2 separate regions of the Homo sapiens genome follow, and region 1 is linked to region 2. Evidence: chromatin loops called from intact Hi-C (ENCODE). Cell type or tissue: CD4-positive, alpha-beta T cell. All regions are shown on one strand.

Region 1 (8,000 bases), 470 kb before region 2:
TTTAATTTTAATTTTAAAAAATTAGGACAGGCACGGTGACTCATGCCTGTAATCTCAGCACTTTGGGAGGCCAAGGTGGGAGGATCACAAGGTCAGGAGTTCAAGACCAGCCTGGCCAATATGGTGAAACCCCATCTCTACTAAAAAATACAAAAATTAGCCAGGCGTGGTGGCATGCACCTGTAGTCCCAGCTACTCAGGAGGCTGAGACAAGAGAATCACTTGAACCCGGGAGGCGGAGGTTGCAGTGAGCCAAGACTGTGCCACTGCACTCTAGCCTGGGTGACAGAGTGAGACTCTGTCTCAAAAAAAAATAATAAATAAATAAAAATTTTAAAAAAATGAAAAGAGGCTTACAATTTCATTTTGTAATGGGTACTGAAAATTATGTAGCCAGTCTTGATGCCAGTTAAATATGTGTTAGATAGATGAAATACTGAAGGAGTGGAGAGGAGAAACAGCAGAACAGAATTCTCATCTTAGCTCAATGGATGGCAACTATTCTTCCAATTGCCAAAACTCATGGACTCATCGCTGATGCATCTTTATCTCTTACACTCAGCAGTCAATCCACCAGAAACTGCTGCTGACTCTGCCAAAGTAAATTGCAGCTCCTGTTTTCTCACCAACTCCACTGCTATTGCCCTATCTTCTGCCACCCAGTGTCCCTTCTCACCTATATCATTGAAACAACCCTGCTCATCCCTGCTCCCACCCATTGTGTTCTGTGGTATATTCTCATCACACCAGAGGGAGCAATCCTTTTACAATGCATGTCAGATCATTGTCACTCCTTCTTAGTATACTGCAACTGAAGCAGGATATTTCCCTGACCCCTTTGCAGGTGGGAACTGGAGTGTAGGTGCTGGAATTAGCCAGCTGCTTTGGCGTTAGTTCAATAGACAGGGGCAAACTCTACTCACTAGGACTCACTGCACTCCTCACTCATGGGAGGGGGAGCATGCAGGTGAGCAGGTACAAGAGCCGGGGTGAGTACTTTTCAGGCACCAGCAGAAACAAATTCTATACTGGCCCCACAGCAGCATCTGGCGGGGGTGCCCACAACCCCTGAAGCCCCAGAGGAAGTGTTACAGTACTCTTTTAGCTCTGCTGTCCATGGATGGCTTAAGTGTTAACAGCTTAGTGGAGGGTTAGTGTGACAGACTTCGGCACCCACACTTGTGGCACCCCAGTTCTTGTCTGGTGTCCAAGAGAAAAGAGGTCACACGAACCAATTTGAAAGATGGTAAATGAGGGAGATTTTACTACAAATGAAGGTGGCTCTCAGCAGGATGGGGAGTTGAAAAGGGGATGGGGTGGGAAGGCAATCCTCCCCCAAAGCTATACCATCAAACTCTCCCTCTGAAGTCAAGACACTTCTCTCTGACGTCCAGCCATAGTCTCTGACATCCAGCTGCTTCTCCTCTCTCTGCCAGCTGAGCCTGGAGTTTCCATGGGCACAGGATGGGGGGTGGGGCAGGCCATGGGTGATTTGGGAAAAGGCAACATTCATGCAGGAAAACAGAGATGTATGTTCTCACTTTAGGCCGTGGTACCAGGCTTTTCGGCTTGAGGGTGGGGCCCTCGCCAAGGACCCACCCTCTTCTGCCCAGAATTTCCCTGCCTCCTGTCCCTATCACAATGTCTCCAAAGTACAAATTCTATTGCTTTAAACATTTTAAGTGCATTTTAATTAAGTTTATGGCAGAAAAACCTGGCAAACACTACCTTACCCAAGTGAGGAAGGCTCATATCACCAGGGAGGATATATAGACCTCAGGTACAACTGATACAATGTGATGAGAAGGCACCTTATCTCTGGGGTATGCCCTCCAAAACCCATAACCTCAGAGGCATCATGAGAAAAACATCAGGCAGATTGAGGGACATTCTACAGGACACCCGGCCAGTATTTCTGAAGACTGTCAAAGTCATAAAAAACAAGAAAAAAACTGAGCAAAACTGTCACAGACCACAGGAGATTGGGGAGAGCTAACAACTAAATGAAATGTAGTGTCTTGGATTGGATCCTGGAATAGAAAGAGGGGATAATGGAAAAACAGGCCAAATCCAAATAAAATCTGGAGTTTAGTTAATACTTGCTTTTAAAGCACCTACAAATGCTCCTTGACTTGCCATGGTATTATGTCCTGATAAATCCAACATAGAGTGGAAATTTTTAAGTCAAATCATCATAAGTTGGAAACCATCTGTATTTTATTTTATTAAGTTTATTCTTTAAATCAAGAATAGGTTTTGAGCCAGGCTTGGTGGTTCATGCCTGTAATCCTAGTGCTTTGGGAGGCCGAGGTGGCAGGATCCCTTGAGCCCAGGAGTTCAACACCAGCCCGGACAACATGGAGAGCCCCTCATCTATTAAAAAAAAATGGCTTTGAATTTTGTCAAAGGCTTATGAAGATAGTTATATGACTTTTTTTATTCTGAGATACATTCATATGTGAATTATGTATATTTTGTTCATGTCAGATGAGCAACGTGCTGATGTTGTGACAAGGTTTGAGGGAGGCACATCTCATGCATGCACTTGGACACTGAATCATCATGCTTATGAGCTACAAAAGTATCTAGTATGGGAATGATATTGATGGTTTTCCGGTGTTGAATAATGCTTGAATTTTTGGAATAAATCCCACTTTATCATGAGAAAAAGTGAATCTGATAAAACCTAAAGTCCTTAAAGGCCTTCAAGGCTTTACTCTATCTCCCTGCCCTCACCCTCTCCCCCCATCCCACCTCATTACCCCTCTGGATTTGTTTGCTAGGGCTGCCATAACACAGTACCACAAACTGTGCAGCTTGAACAAACGGAAATTTCTTATCTCATAGTTTTGGAGACCAGAAGTTCGAGACCAAAATGTAGCAGGGTTAGTTCCTTCCAAAGGCTATAAGGGAGAATCTAGTCTGTTCTGTGCCTCTTCCCAGCTTTGGTGCTTGCTGGCAATCTTTGGTGTTCCTTGACCAGTAGAGGCATCACCCCAATCTCTGCCTTCCACTTCACGGTGCATTCTTCCTCTGTGCATTTCTCTGTGTCCCTTTTTATATGGACAGCAGTCATATTGGATTAGTGTCCCCCCTCTAATGACATTATCTTAACTAATAACATCTGCAATGACCCCAATTCCAGATAAGGCCACCTTCTGATGTACTGGAGTTTAGAACTTCAAAATATGAATTTGCGGGGAGAGGACACTATTCAACCCATAACACCCTCTAACCACTTCCACTTCACCCCTTGTAGCTCAGCTCCAGACATACTGGCCTTGTACAGCTCTTGCCTTAGGGCATTGACTCTGGCCATTCACCCCCTCAGAAAGCTCTTCCTTAGCTGCTCCTGCAGGTAATTCCCTCACCTCTTCTAAGTGTTTTCTCCAACCCACCTTCTTGCTGAGGCCCACACTGTCCCCCATCTGCATCTGCACCTCCCCAAGACTTCCTGATATCCCTTGCCCTCATCAATTTAACACATGCTTCTTTCCTTGCTGCAGTCATCCCTTCCTAACATCCTATACCATTTGCTTGTTTATTATAGAGGCTATTGTTTATTGTCTGCCTCCTCTGGTGCATATAAGCTTCACGAAGGCAGGGATCCGTATCCATTTTGACCACTGTATCCCATGTGCCTAGGAGACATTACACATCTCCTTGGCAAGTAGAGGGTACAATAAACAGTTGTTGAAAGCAAAGCAAAAGAAGAAAAGAAGGATTCTATTTCTAGAAATTGAGGACCCACCAGTGACTTGCCCTATGTTTCTCTTGCCTCCAGTCTCTGGGAAATAACACTGGAGGGAAAGTTAAGCCCACCACGGCTGTAAGAAATGACTTAGCAGAGCAGGAGACCACTAACTGTTCTGATAACACCTGAGATCACGCAAGGTTGCTTGGTGGGGGGAGGCGGGGGCAGGTGCAGAATCTACTCTTGGAGGCCAGGGCCTGGAGTTGCAAGACCAGTCCAGGAGAGGGCAGCATTATCTTCAAATCAAACCAAATAACTGGAGGAGCACAAGGAAGTAACCCACGTGAAAATTCCTCTACCCTATGGAAGTACAACTGTAAATTGGGTTCGGCAGCCCACGTCTAGAACTTAACACCACCCTTTAAAGTTTGCAAACCCTTTCACATACATTCATTCTCCCCTTAAAGTGCTCCTAGATGAGAGTTTAGCCATTGCCGGAGTGTGAGCGGAGTTTGCACTGAGCAATTAAACGATATCACCCATGTGGTCCCATGTTCCTCAACTTGTCACAGGTTCCAAGCACTTAACAGTCCTGTCCCCATGGTCAACCCCCATTTCCAGCCCACAGACCCTTCTTCCAGAAGGTTCTCAGCCTCTCTGAGTGAACCCACACTTTCAAATACAGCACATTTGGACTTACTGGCCAAGGGATTAAAAGGTATACAGAAAGCAAGTTTCTGAGAACTGAAGATCGTTTCACAGTTTTTTGGTCCTCCAGCTTGGGCTGCCATAACAAAATACTGGTGATCTCAACAACAGAAATGTGCTTCTCACAGTCCTGGAGACTAGAAGCCCCAGATCAGGGTGCCAGCATGGTTGGGTTATGATGAGGGCACCCTCCTGGCTTGCAGATGGCTGCCTTCTCAATGTGTCCTCATGTGGTGGAGAGAAAGAAAGAGAGGTCTGGTCTCTTCCTGTTCTTATGAGGACACTAATTCCACATGGGGGCCCTACCCTCATAATCTATCACCTCTCCAAAGGCCCCACCTCCAAATACCATCACAACAGGGGTTAGGACTTCAACATATAAACTTGGTGAAGACACAAACATTTTGAGTCCATAGCAAGCACCATGTCACAGTTTAACAGGAATGATTTCCTTCCCTGATAACACTCCCTTACATATTCATGAGTCAAGGCTCTAGCAAGTTCTAACAAACTTTTATCTGTCTTTGATGCAGGCTTGCTTATTTTCTCTTACACGTGGCCAGCCGTACCAAGCTCTACCCGATATGGCCCAACCTGCATAGTCAACATTCTGTCTGATGGACTTGGCTGCCAAAGCGGTATCCATGGTTGCAGTAAAAATAAACCTCACAAATGGTGACCAGGGGGCTGGAGGGTGGAGGGGTTCTAGATGGAAACTGGGCAGATGGGAGACAGGTGGGAAGAAGACTCCTTGTGAATAGCTTTTAATTTTTTTTTTTTTGAAACATGTGACATAGTTCCCATTACATATTTTCAATGTTTAAAAAATAATTTTAAAATGTTAAACAGTCATAATTCAACCATGGTGGCAGGAGGTCTGTGGTGCAGCTGAGAAACTGCTCTAAGCTCTGGCATGTGCAGTTGTATGTCTTCTGGCTGCTCTGTCTCAATTTCCACCCACAGAGCCAAGGAAGCCTCCAGCCAATTCCAGGGAGCATCTTTCTGGGCCCTGGGTTTAGAGACCTGTGATTCTCTTTATTCCCTCTGCTCCAGATTCTCCAAATCAGCTCACTTTGGGCTCTCTTGGCCCTGTGTCTTTCCTGTCACTGGTTTGTCAACTGCCTCCACTCAGTGCCTCCCCTTAGCCCTTCCTGTCCTTACGGTTTCTAAATGCAATTCTAATAGCTTCACAAATGTGCTCCTCCACTTTCCTAGGCACCAAGGAAACCTTGACCCACAGGCTTTAATTTTACCCTTGCAGTGAATTCTTATTGACTTTCACTGACCACTGGAACCCACCTACTTGCCCTGAGAACACTCCCATTATCTTTCAATTAAAATAAGACCCTTGATTTATACTTTAATATACATATATCCAGGCTGGGCACAGTGGCTCACCCCTGTAATTCCAGCACTTTAGGAGGTCGAGGCAGGAGGATCGTTTAAGCCCAGGCATTCAAGACCAGCCTGGGCAACACAGTGGAACCTCATACCTCTACAAAGCAATTTTCAAAATTAGCCAGGTGTGGTGGAACACACCTGTGGTCCCAGCTACTCAGGAGGCTGAGGTGGGAGGATTGCTCAAGCCCAGGAGGTCAAGGATGCAATGAGCCATGATCACACCACTGCACTCCAGCCTGGGCAACAGACCAAAACCTTGTCTCAAAAAATAATTTTATATACATATATATACACACATGTATCCAGACTCCTGCTGAAACTACCTCTCCCTGTTCCAATGCCACACATCTAGTTCAGCCTGCAGATGAGTTTCTTTGACTGCCTGGGATTGGTTTCCTTGTTTGTTTAAATTAGAATTGGTTTCTGACTTTTAAACCTTGAGGCTTTTTCACATTTAAAAACATCTGGATTTATACACTCTCCTTTAAAATTTTGAAGATCTGGGCTGGGCGCCATGGCTCATGCCTGTAATCCCAGCTCTTTGGGAGGCCAAGGCGGGTGGATCACCTGAGGTCAGGAGTTCAAGAAGAGCCTGGCCAACATGGTGAAACCCTGTCTCCACTAAAAATATGAAAATTTGCTGGACATGGTGGCATGCACCTGTAATCCCAGCTACTCAGGAGGCTGAGGCGGGAGAATCACTTGAACCCGGGAGGTAGAGGTTGCAGTGAGCCGAGATCATACCATTGCACTCCAGCCTGGGAGACAAAAGCAAAACTCCATCTTAAAAAAAAAAAAAAAAAAAAAAAAAATTGAAGATTTGACAACACTGAGCTCATGGCAAAACTCAGCTAAACCTAGAATGTAAAAGAAATCCTAGAAATAGAGCCACACTTACACCATCACTTGATTTTCAACAGAAGTTCCAAAGCAATCCAGTGAGGGAAAGGAAGGTTTTATCAACAATGTGGGCCAGACACAGTGGCTCACGCCTGTAATCCACGCACTTTGGGAGGCCAAGGCAGGTGGATCACTTGAGGCCAGGAGTTTGAGACCAGCCTGGGCAGCCTGGCGAAACCCCATCTCTACAAAAAATGCAAAAATTAGCCAGGCGTGCTGATATGCACCTATAGTCCCAACTACTCAAGAGGCTGAGGTGGGAGAATTGTTTGAGCCTCGTAGGCAGAGGTTGCAGTGAGCTGAGACCCAGCCTGGGTGAAAGTGAGATTCTATCTGAAAAGAAAAAAAAGAAAGAAAAAGAAAAGAAATCTCATTACACAATCAAACATCACATCACCAGAATGACTAAAAATACAAAAGCATGATAATATCGACTATTAGTGGGTTGTAGTATAGCTGGAATCCTCACATATAATTAGTGGGAATGTAAAATGGTGCAAACACTTTGGTAAAAGGTCTGGCAGTTTCTTCTACTTTCTGACCCAGCAATCCCACTCCTAGGAATATGCCCAAGAGAAATGAAAATAATATGTTCACAAAAATATCAATAGCTTTATTGATAATTGCCAAAAACTAGAAACAGTCCAGGTGTCCATCAATAGGAGAATGGCTAAACATACAGTGGAATAGTCATACAATGGAGTCATTCTCATCAATAAAAAGGACTGAATTACTGATATACTCCACAACATGATGTATCTTAAAAACATTACACTGAGTAAAAGAAGCCTTCCACTTCTATGAAGTTCTAGAACAGGTGAAACTAATCTGAAAATAATCAGAGCAGAAGTTACCTCTGGGAGGATGGAGGCAGAGACAAACCAGCCATGGGGGGACATGAGAGGATTTTTAGGAATGATGGTAATGTTTTCTATATTGATGGGCATTGGGATTACACAGGGGCACCTATTAGTTGAAACTTAGTGAATATACACTTAAGATTTGTGCACTTCATTGTCTACAAATTTTACATCAAAAGAAAACACTAAAGGCCAGGTGCAGTGGCTCACGCCTGTAATCCTAGCACTTTAGGAGGCCAAGGTAGGAGGATCACTTGAGGTCAGGAGTTTGAGACCAGCCTGGCCAACATGGTGAAGCCCCGTCTCTACTAAAAATACAAAAATTAGCAGGGCATGGTGGCGCATGCCTGTAATCCCAGCTACTTGGGAGGCTGAGGCAGGAGAATCACTTGAATTTGGGAGGCGGAGGTTGCAGTGAGCCAAGATCGCACCACTGC
Region 2 (8,000 bases):
TATACTAATTTGTATCTCCATAAGCTGTAACATAGTGTTTCCTATAGCCTCATCAACACTAGGTATTATTAAAAATGTTTAATTTATGCCAAAATGCATCTCCTTTTTTTTTTTTGAGACAGAATCTCGCTTTGTTGTCCAGGCTAGGGTTCAGTGGTGCGATCTTGGCTCACTGCAACCTCCGCCTCTCGGGTTCAAGCAATTCTCCTGCCTCAGCCTCCTGAGTAGCTGGGATTACAGGTGCCCACCACCATGCCAGCTGATTTTTTGTATCTTAGCAGAGGTGGGGTTTCACCATCTTGCCCAGGCTGGTCTCAAACTCCTGAGCTCAGGCAACTGCCTGTCTCGGCCTCCCAAAGTGCTAGGATTATAGGCATGAGCCACCATGCCCAGCCACATCTCTTATTTTTAACTGGAATTTATTTCTTTGCTAGTGAGATTAAGCATCCTTCCATATGGTTACTACTTTTATTTCTTCTTTAGAGCATTGCACATAGATTTCTTTTTCCCATTTAAAAAAAAAAAAAGGTTTCTGCTGGGTGCGATGGCTCATGTCTGTAATCCCAAAACTTTAGGAGGCCGAGGTGGGAAGATTGCTTGAGCCCAGGAGTTCAAGACTAGCCTGGGCAACAAGGTGAGACCTCGTTTCTACCAAAGAAAATTTAAAAACTAGCTGAGTGTGGGTGGTATACACCTGTGGCCCCAGCTACATGGGAAGCTGAGGCAAGAGGATTGCTTAAGCCCAGGAGGTCAAGGCTGCAGTGAGCCGTAACTGTGCCACTGCACTCTAGCCTGGGTGGCAGAGCAAGACCCTGTCTCAACAAAACCCCCAAAACCAAAAGAAAACAAAAAAAGCAAAGCAAACAACAAAAAAGATGGTTTCTTTTTCTTACTGTGGCTCTTTGAATTTTAAAGATATTAACTCTTTCTTACATATTGCGAATGTTTTTCCTAGGCTTTTTATTTTTTTAAATTTCTTTCACCATATGGAAGTTTGGAAATATTATATGGTCAAATTAGCTAATCTTTCCCAATATTCTTTGTCACTATACTACAGTGCCAACTGAAGTGGTGACAACTATGGCTGGAGGACGGTAATTAAAAAACAGGGAAGCTTCCTAAAAATAAGAGGTGAGGATAATGGGATGAATAAAGGGAGAATCTTTCATCTGAGATAAATACAAATGCTCAACTCCTACTTTTTTGTTTTGTTTTGTTTTTTTAAAGAGATGGGGGTCTCACTATATTGCCCAGGCTGGAGTGCAGTGGCTATTCACAGGTATGATCATAACATACGGCAGCCTCTAACTCCTGGGCTCAAGCAATCTTCCTGCCTCAGCCTCCCAAGTAGCTGAGACTACAGGTGCATGCCACTGTACCAGGCCTCAACTCTTATTCTTAACAACATGCCTCGGATGAGTAAAGTATGTTATACACAAAAAACTAGGGCAGGGAAATACCAGATCACTTCTGGAAAGCCCTGCCAAGCCCAGGGTGGTAGAGACAGGGTTTTTGCTTAATCCCTGGCTGCAGTTCCTGGGTAGGAGGGTCAATATGGAGGAAAGAATCTCCAAGGACTGTAAGAGTAGGGACAAGCCAGGATTGGGCGGAGGTGTCAGAAAGGTCTTACTTTCTGGATTACTGCCTAGCACACATGAAGCCCTTGCAGGACAGACTGCCAAAAGCTTGGTAGAAGGCTGTGCACCACTTCGCCAGCCTTCAATCAACATGCACCAACTGCAAACCAAATGACAACATCTCCAAGTATAAAAATAGGATGCTACCTTGTGTTCTCATCATATTTATACAGAATCAAAAATAACCCAGACAAAACCTCAGAGCTGCTTGTCCCACTGGCCTGCTTGCAACTGTGTTTGTACCTGGGGTCTCTCCAGGAGCACCTGGGGTCAGGGTTCCAGCTACTGTCTCCACAATGATCTCCATGTTCCCTGGTCCCTCTTCAGTTGCTGTGGCCTCTACCAGCAGGCAGCCTGGCTCAGTAGGTATAGGTGCAGGGTCCCGGGAAGGACAGGGGCTCTGGACAGGCCCCAGGATTCCACGGTTAGAGAGAGGCGGGGGGATCAGCAATAGCTCAGGGCACAGTCCATCCATCTCCCCGGTGCTACTGGCTGGCTGTGAGTCCAAAAGGGGGTCTGTCATCACCACCGACTTGTGTGTTTTGGCTTCTTAAATGCTGACAAGCCAACCAGAAGAAAAACAAAGTAAGGTTAGAGTTCTTACTTTCTTCCTGGCTGGCGTGGGTACACAGCCCAGTGCCCACCCACTTAGGCATTTTCTTGCATGGCAATATGCCATATATACCATATGAGACTAAATAGAGGCTTTCTTTTATGATAATGTTCAGAACAAAAAGTATAAAAATGATAACAGAATATTAGGAGACAGCCAACAAGTATTGGCCAATATATTAATGACTGCAGGTTGTCTTCTGCTAGCTAAGTGCCCTTAGCCAAGTCATTAAGCAATTTGGGTCTCAGATTTCTTATCTGCAACAAAATTAGGTGGGGCCCAAATATCTCAGAAGTCCTTTTTTTTTTTTTTTTTTGAGACAGAGTCTCGCTCTGTCACCCAGGCTGGAGTGCAGTGGCGTGATCTTGGCTCACTGCAACCTCCGCCTCCTGGGTTCAAGCAATTCTCCTGTCTCAGCCTCCCCAATAGCTGGACTACAGGCATGTGCCACACACGCCCAGGTAAATTTTGTATTTTTAACAGCGATGGAGTTTCACCATGTTGGCCAGGCTGGTCTCGAACTTCTGACCTTGGGTGATCTGCCCGTTTTGGCCTCCCAAAGTGCTGGGATTATAGGCGTGAGCCACCTTGCCTGGTCCCTTTCCCTCTTAACCTTTGATAATCTCACTATTCCTCAGCATGGATTATAAGGAAGGCCCTTCCTTCATCATCTGGCTCCTGCTGACCTCCCCTGACTCATCTCCCACTTCTCCCCTCAGCAGATCTCTGAACCAGATGATGTGCCATTCTCCAGACCCACCACATTCTCTTTTGCTTTCATACCCTCACAGCCTTTTGCGTCTCTTGGCTTGATATGCCTTTTCCCCTTCTCAATCTCTCTCTCTTATCTGGCTAACCAATTAACTATCCTTGAAGAAGCTGCACAAATGTCACTTCCACCATGAAGGCCTCCTGACATTCTTTTTTTTGAGACAGTCTTAGTCTGTCACCTAGGCTGGAGGGCAGTGGCACGATCTCAGCTCACTACAACCTCTGCCTCCTGGGTTCAAGCGATTCTCCTGCCTCAGCCTCCTGAGTAGCTGGGATTACAGGCATGTACCACCACGCCTGGCTACTATTTTGTATTTTTAGTAGAGATGGGGTTTCTCCATGTTGGTTGGGCTGGTCTTGAACTCCAGAACTCAGGTGATCCACCTGCCTCGGCCTCCCAAAGTGCTGGGATTACAGGCGTGAGGCACCGCGCCGGGCCTGGCTTCCCGAAACTCTTATCTTCTCTCTTCTGGCGTCCTAAGGGCACTCTGTACACAGCCCTATCAGAAACGAGGTCACACTGCACTGTTGTTTACCTGTCAGTCTCTCTCCCTAGATGTATAGCTTTTTTAGTAATTTGTTGACATTATCACTTCAATGATATTACTTTGTGATACTGACATTATCACTTCAACGAACACAAATCACCCACAATCGAAGATTCCAGTGAAGAACCACAGATATGGAGCTGCATTGGAGTAAAGCTAGGTATCTTGTACAAAACCAGTGGTTCCTCACCTATAACGTAACACATTTGGAGAAATTTCAAACTCATTAACTGACTATGGCCTCAAACTAAATATGGGAACATAACTGAGGAATGAATGACAATTGAATTGCATACCCTGTTATACATGGCTAAAATGAGTTTAAGCTGAATAATTAGTAATTAATAAGAATGATGGGAATCACTTCATGAAATTGAGTCACAGACAAGATGCAAAAAGAAAAAAAGAAGAAGAAACCAGGCCGGGCGCGGTGGCTCAGGCCTGTAATCCCAGCACTTTGGGAGGCCAAGGCGGGCCGATCACCTGAGGTCAGAAGTTCGAGACCAGCCTGGCGAACATTGTGAAACCCTGTTTCTACTAAAAATACAAAAAATCAGCAGGGTGTGGTGGCACACGCCTGTAATCCCAGCTACTCGGGAGGCTGAGGCAGGAGAATCGCTGGAACCCGGGAGGCGGAGGTTGCAGTGAGCCGAGATCGCACCATTGCACCCCAGCTTGGGCAACAAGAGCGAAACTCCGTCTCAAAAAAAAAACAAACAAAAACCAAGATCCTGCAATCTGATAGTCCCTATTTCCAGAATCCCATGGACTCAAAACAACAGATCACAGGGATTCACAAGGTGGCTGGAAAGTGCACTCCCGTGGTCAGAGGGATTCTCTGGAAACTGCAGCCTCCACTTACTGAATATTATCGCTGTTCTGGGGAATCTTCAAGCTTGACCATACATGGCCTCCGGGGGGAGCCAAGGAGGACGCTGAGCCGTCAAGATTAAGAACCTTCACCTGCGGGAGGGCAGGGTGAGGTAGGAGACAGGTGGGCACCAGAGAAGAAATACGCTTATCTTCCGGGCAGGAGGGCTGAGGAAGAGAAAGGACAGACTAAGGCAGAGAGAAGGCCTGGAGAAACAACGGGCCCCGGCCTAGCGACCCAGGTTCCCACCTGCCTCTGGCTCTGACTCACCGCGTGGTCTTGGACAGACACAGTCGCTTCGCTTCTCTGGGCCTCAGCTTTCCTATCTGTAAAATGGAGGTGATGACAGTGTCCACATCGTCGGGCAGGAGCTGGATCATAAGAGCCAGCGAACTGGAAAGGCGGTTTGTAACCTGGAAGGCTTGGGATGGAGCATCGTCATGATTTTGTCCTGAGAGCAGCAGGTACCCGGGCGGGGTCCAGAACCGTGACGCGACTGCAGCGCCGGGGCCCAGCTCGTCTGGGTGCTCCCTTCAGTACCTCCTTCCGAGAGTTCCCAGCGCCCAGGCCCACCCTGATCCCGGGGCTCGAAAAACTTTGCCTCCAGCTCGCTCCACCCGCATTCCCTTCCCAGTTCCGCCCCGCAGCCGCTCACTCACCTCCAGACCCAGAGCCGGCGGGAGCCGCATCTCTATGGTCGGCCGCGGCTGGAACGGCCCCCGGGGCCCGCTTTGTGCGACCGCCTCCGGCTCAGCCGCCTCTAGGATATTGGGGATGTGGAAGCCACTCTCTCTTCCTCTTGCCGGCTGCCGGGGTACTCTATGTTTTGTCTCTGTGGTTTTTCCCGCCCTCCACCCCCACTCCAGCCCTGAAGCCGGAGAAGCACCATCGAGAGCTCTGGGGTAGAGTGGCGTGGGCTTCTCTGTGGGTGTGGCGGGAAGTAGATGAAAGGACCCGGGGCGGGGCCGAACGCAGCTTCCCCAAGGTGCAGGCGCGGTGAAACCATCGAGACGGAGGGCCAGAGAGTCACGGCGGTGAGAGGGCTGAGTGACGGGTTACCCCAAACCATGTGGCTGGAGGCGCGAGCTGGGGTGTGGGCGAGGTTCAGGAGGGGGTTCCTGGGTGTCGCGGAGGGGCCGGGGACGGGAGAGCTTTGTCTGTGGCCTTCCATGCATAGGTGTTTTGGAATTCTGGATCCCAGTTCTGAGGCTCAGCCGAGGTCACTGCTGTCAGCTCACCTCCCTGCATGCCAGGCGCAGGGCAAAGTGGCCGGGGTTCGGGGTTGGAGGAGAGGTGTACTAGAAACAACTTTGCTCTTGTCCCTCAGGATCTTATTGTCTACGATGTGACGATCCGTGGAGAAAGTAGCAGATGGGCAGATTTTCATTTGGGGAGAATGAGGGAGAAAAGAACGGGCATTCCGAGCCAAGAGCACTGCATGAGCAAGGAGTTGGGAGGTTGCTTACTTGTTGAACATATTTGTTGCGTATTTGCATATTTGCTAAACAGGTAGTGTTAGGAGCTAATCCATGAAAGGTAGGTGGGCGCCGTATTGTAGAGAGCCTTGAGTACCAGGCTGAGTTTATACCCAATTCAGGGGTCTGCTGGGAGCCAGCCATTGAAGGTGCTGGAGCAGAGAGAGATATGGTATTGGAGCTGATCCCTATGATGAAAGATCTGGACCCTTGTGTAGATGTTCCGTGAAGCAGGAGGTGAAGACCTATTAAAATGCCATTTCAAGAACTACGATTTTAAAGACAGTTTAGGTGGGAGGTAATAAAGGTCTAAACAAGACGTTAAATATTGGGGACGTAAGGGGGAGGATATTTGAAGGACATTACTCATAACAAGACATAGGGTTACTGACAAGTCAACGGACGCTTCTCCCTTGCTGACTGCAGCCAATGGACCCCTTTTTATCATAGCTGGTCCCAGGGACCACAAAAATCCTGTCCATCCATTACCCTGATGTGAAGCCTGTTTATATAGCTCTTTTTGGTTTAAGGCATCTCCAGACATGGTCCTCTGGTAGGAAACAGGTATGAGTAGACTAATGAAGGACAAAATGGGATGAGGGACCTGGAGCCTCCACCCTTGCATTCCAATACCACCCTTACCCCACAAAAGGAGGGTATTGACCCACACAGTAATGCTGACCTGTGGCCAGGGCTGGGGAGGTCCAATTTCTAATCTGTGCTTTGTCCCATCTCCACTGTTCCCCACCCCTAGGTTTTCGTAACACCCCAGGGCCTGTAAGGTTTGGTGTTTCCCTTTCAAGATGCCACTTTCAGACTTTATTCTGGCTCTGAAGGACAATCCCTACTTTGGGGCTGGATTTGGGCTGGTGGGTGTGGGCACAGCCCTGGCCCTGGCCCGGAAGGGTGTCCAACTGGGCCTGGTGGCATTCCGGCGCCATTACATGATCACACTGGAAGTCCCTGCTCGAGACAGGAGCTATGCCTGGTTGCTTAGCTGGCTCACCCGCCACAGTACCCGTACTCAGCACCTCAGTGTCGAGACTTCGTACCTTCAGCATGAGAGTGGCCGCATTTCCACTAAGTTTGAATTTGTCCCCAGCCCTGGAAACCATTTTATCTGGTAAGGTGGGGAGCTAGGGAGGGCTGTGAGAGTAGAAAAGAATGATGGGAGCTGGGTTTGACCCATTCACTCACTCAGTTTTGATCGTTCTTATTCAGGTATCGGGGGAAATGGATTCGGGTAGAACGAAGTCGAGAGATGCAGATGATAGACTTGCAGACGGGGACTCCTTGGGAATCTGTCACCTTCACGGCCCTGGGCACTGACCGAAAGGTTTTCTTCAACATCCTGGAGGAAGGTGTGGGATGGCACAGGCAGGCTTTCTAGGGACATTGCAGGGATGGGGACATTTGACATCAGATGAGCAGTTTGGAGAAGTGGAATAAGCAGGCCGGGGTGAGCCCATGGGAACAGGGGGCCAGAAGGAAGCTGTTTGGCACAGCTCCACCTAATTGAAGAATCAGCCATGGTGAAGAGAATTATTGGCTTTATCTCATCTTCTCCTTCCCAGCTCGAGAGCTAGCCTTGCAGCAGGAGGAAGGGAAGACCGTGATGTACACAGCTGTGGGCTCTGAATGGCGTCCCTTTGGCTATCCACGCCGCCGGCGACCACTGAATTCTGTGGTTCTACAACAGGGTCTGGCTGACCGAATTGTCAGAGACGTCCAGGAATTCATCGATAACCCCAAGTGGTACACTGACAGAGGTGAGAAGCAGCTGGGGTCTTGGCTGTGCTGTTTTTGACATTTTTAGAAGGGACAGGTTGGTCTCCAGCCAGATGGGGTGATATAAAGCTCTAGTCCAATTCCCAGAGATTAAGAGGAATGAAAAGTTGTGTATGAGAATGATTTATTTCCGTACCAAGGTTATCAGGCTTCCAGGGGGCAGGGCTGGGAATGAACGTAGATATCCGGGGCAAAAGACATGATCATCCTGGCTCTATCCCTAGGCATTCCTTACAGACGTGGCTACCTGCTTTATGGGCCCCCTGGTTGCGGAAAGAGCAGTTTTATGTGAGTATT

The links. A loop is a pair of places that touch in the nucleus more often than their neighbours do. Peaks named below come from ENCODE experiments on the same cell type or tissue, not always from the same donor. Only the 100,000 strongest peaks of a DNase experiment are listed, where the experiment ranks them.
Region 1: a loop joins it to region 2, with 1.9 times the contacts of the local background. A loop is called at or near these places in 2 of 110 quality-filtered maps.

The regions. Positions count from the first base shown.
Region 1 is chr2:218,182,498-218,190,497 of GRCh38, forward strand. LOC124906159 (small nucleolar RNA U13) reads right to left here and starts at 2,585; the gene lies at 2,482-2,585. In CD4-positive, alpha-beta T cell, CTCF peaks have their summits at 4,009 (motif pointing right) and 4,215; a DNase peak (open chromatin) is centred at 3,964.
Region 2 is chr2:218,654,270-218,662,269 of GRCh38, forward strand. ZNF142 (zinc finger protein 142) reads right to left here and starts at 5,354. Exons shown (of 11, transcript NM_001379659.1): 1 at 5,100-5,354; 2 at 4,711-4,861; 3 at 4,432-4,607; 4 at 1,881-2,194. The coding sequence starts at 2,160. BCS1L (BCS1 ubiquinol-cytochrome c reductase complex chaperone) reads left to right here and starts at 5,414. Exons shown (of 8, transcript NM_001079866.2): 1 at 5,414-5,474; 2 at 6,670-7,038; 3 at 7,137-7,276; 4 at 7,490-7,684; 5 at 7,928-7,991. The coding sequence starts at 6,719. RefSeq lists enhancers at 4,478-4,597, 5,408-5,537. In CD4-positive, alpha-beta T cell, a CTCF peak has its summit at 4,449 (motif pointing right); DNase peaks (open chromatin) are centred at 4,502 and 5,412; H3K4me3 peaks cover 1,752 bases; H3K27ac peaks cover 1,189 bases.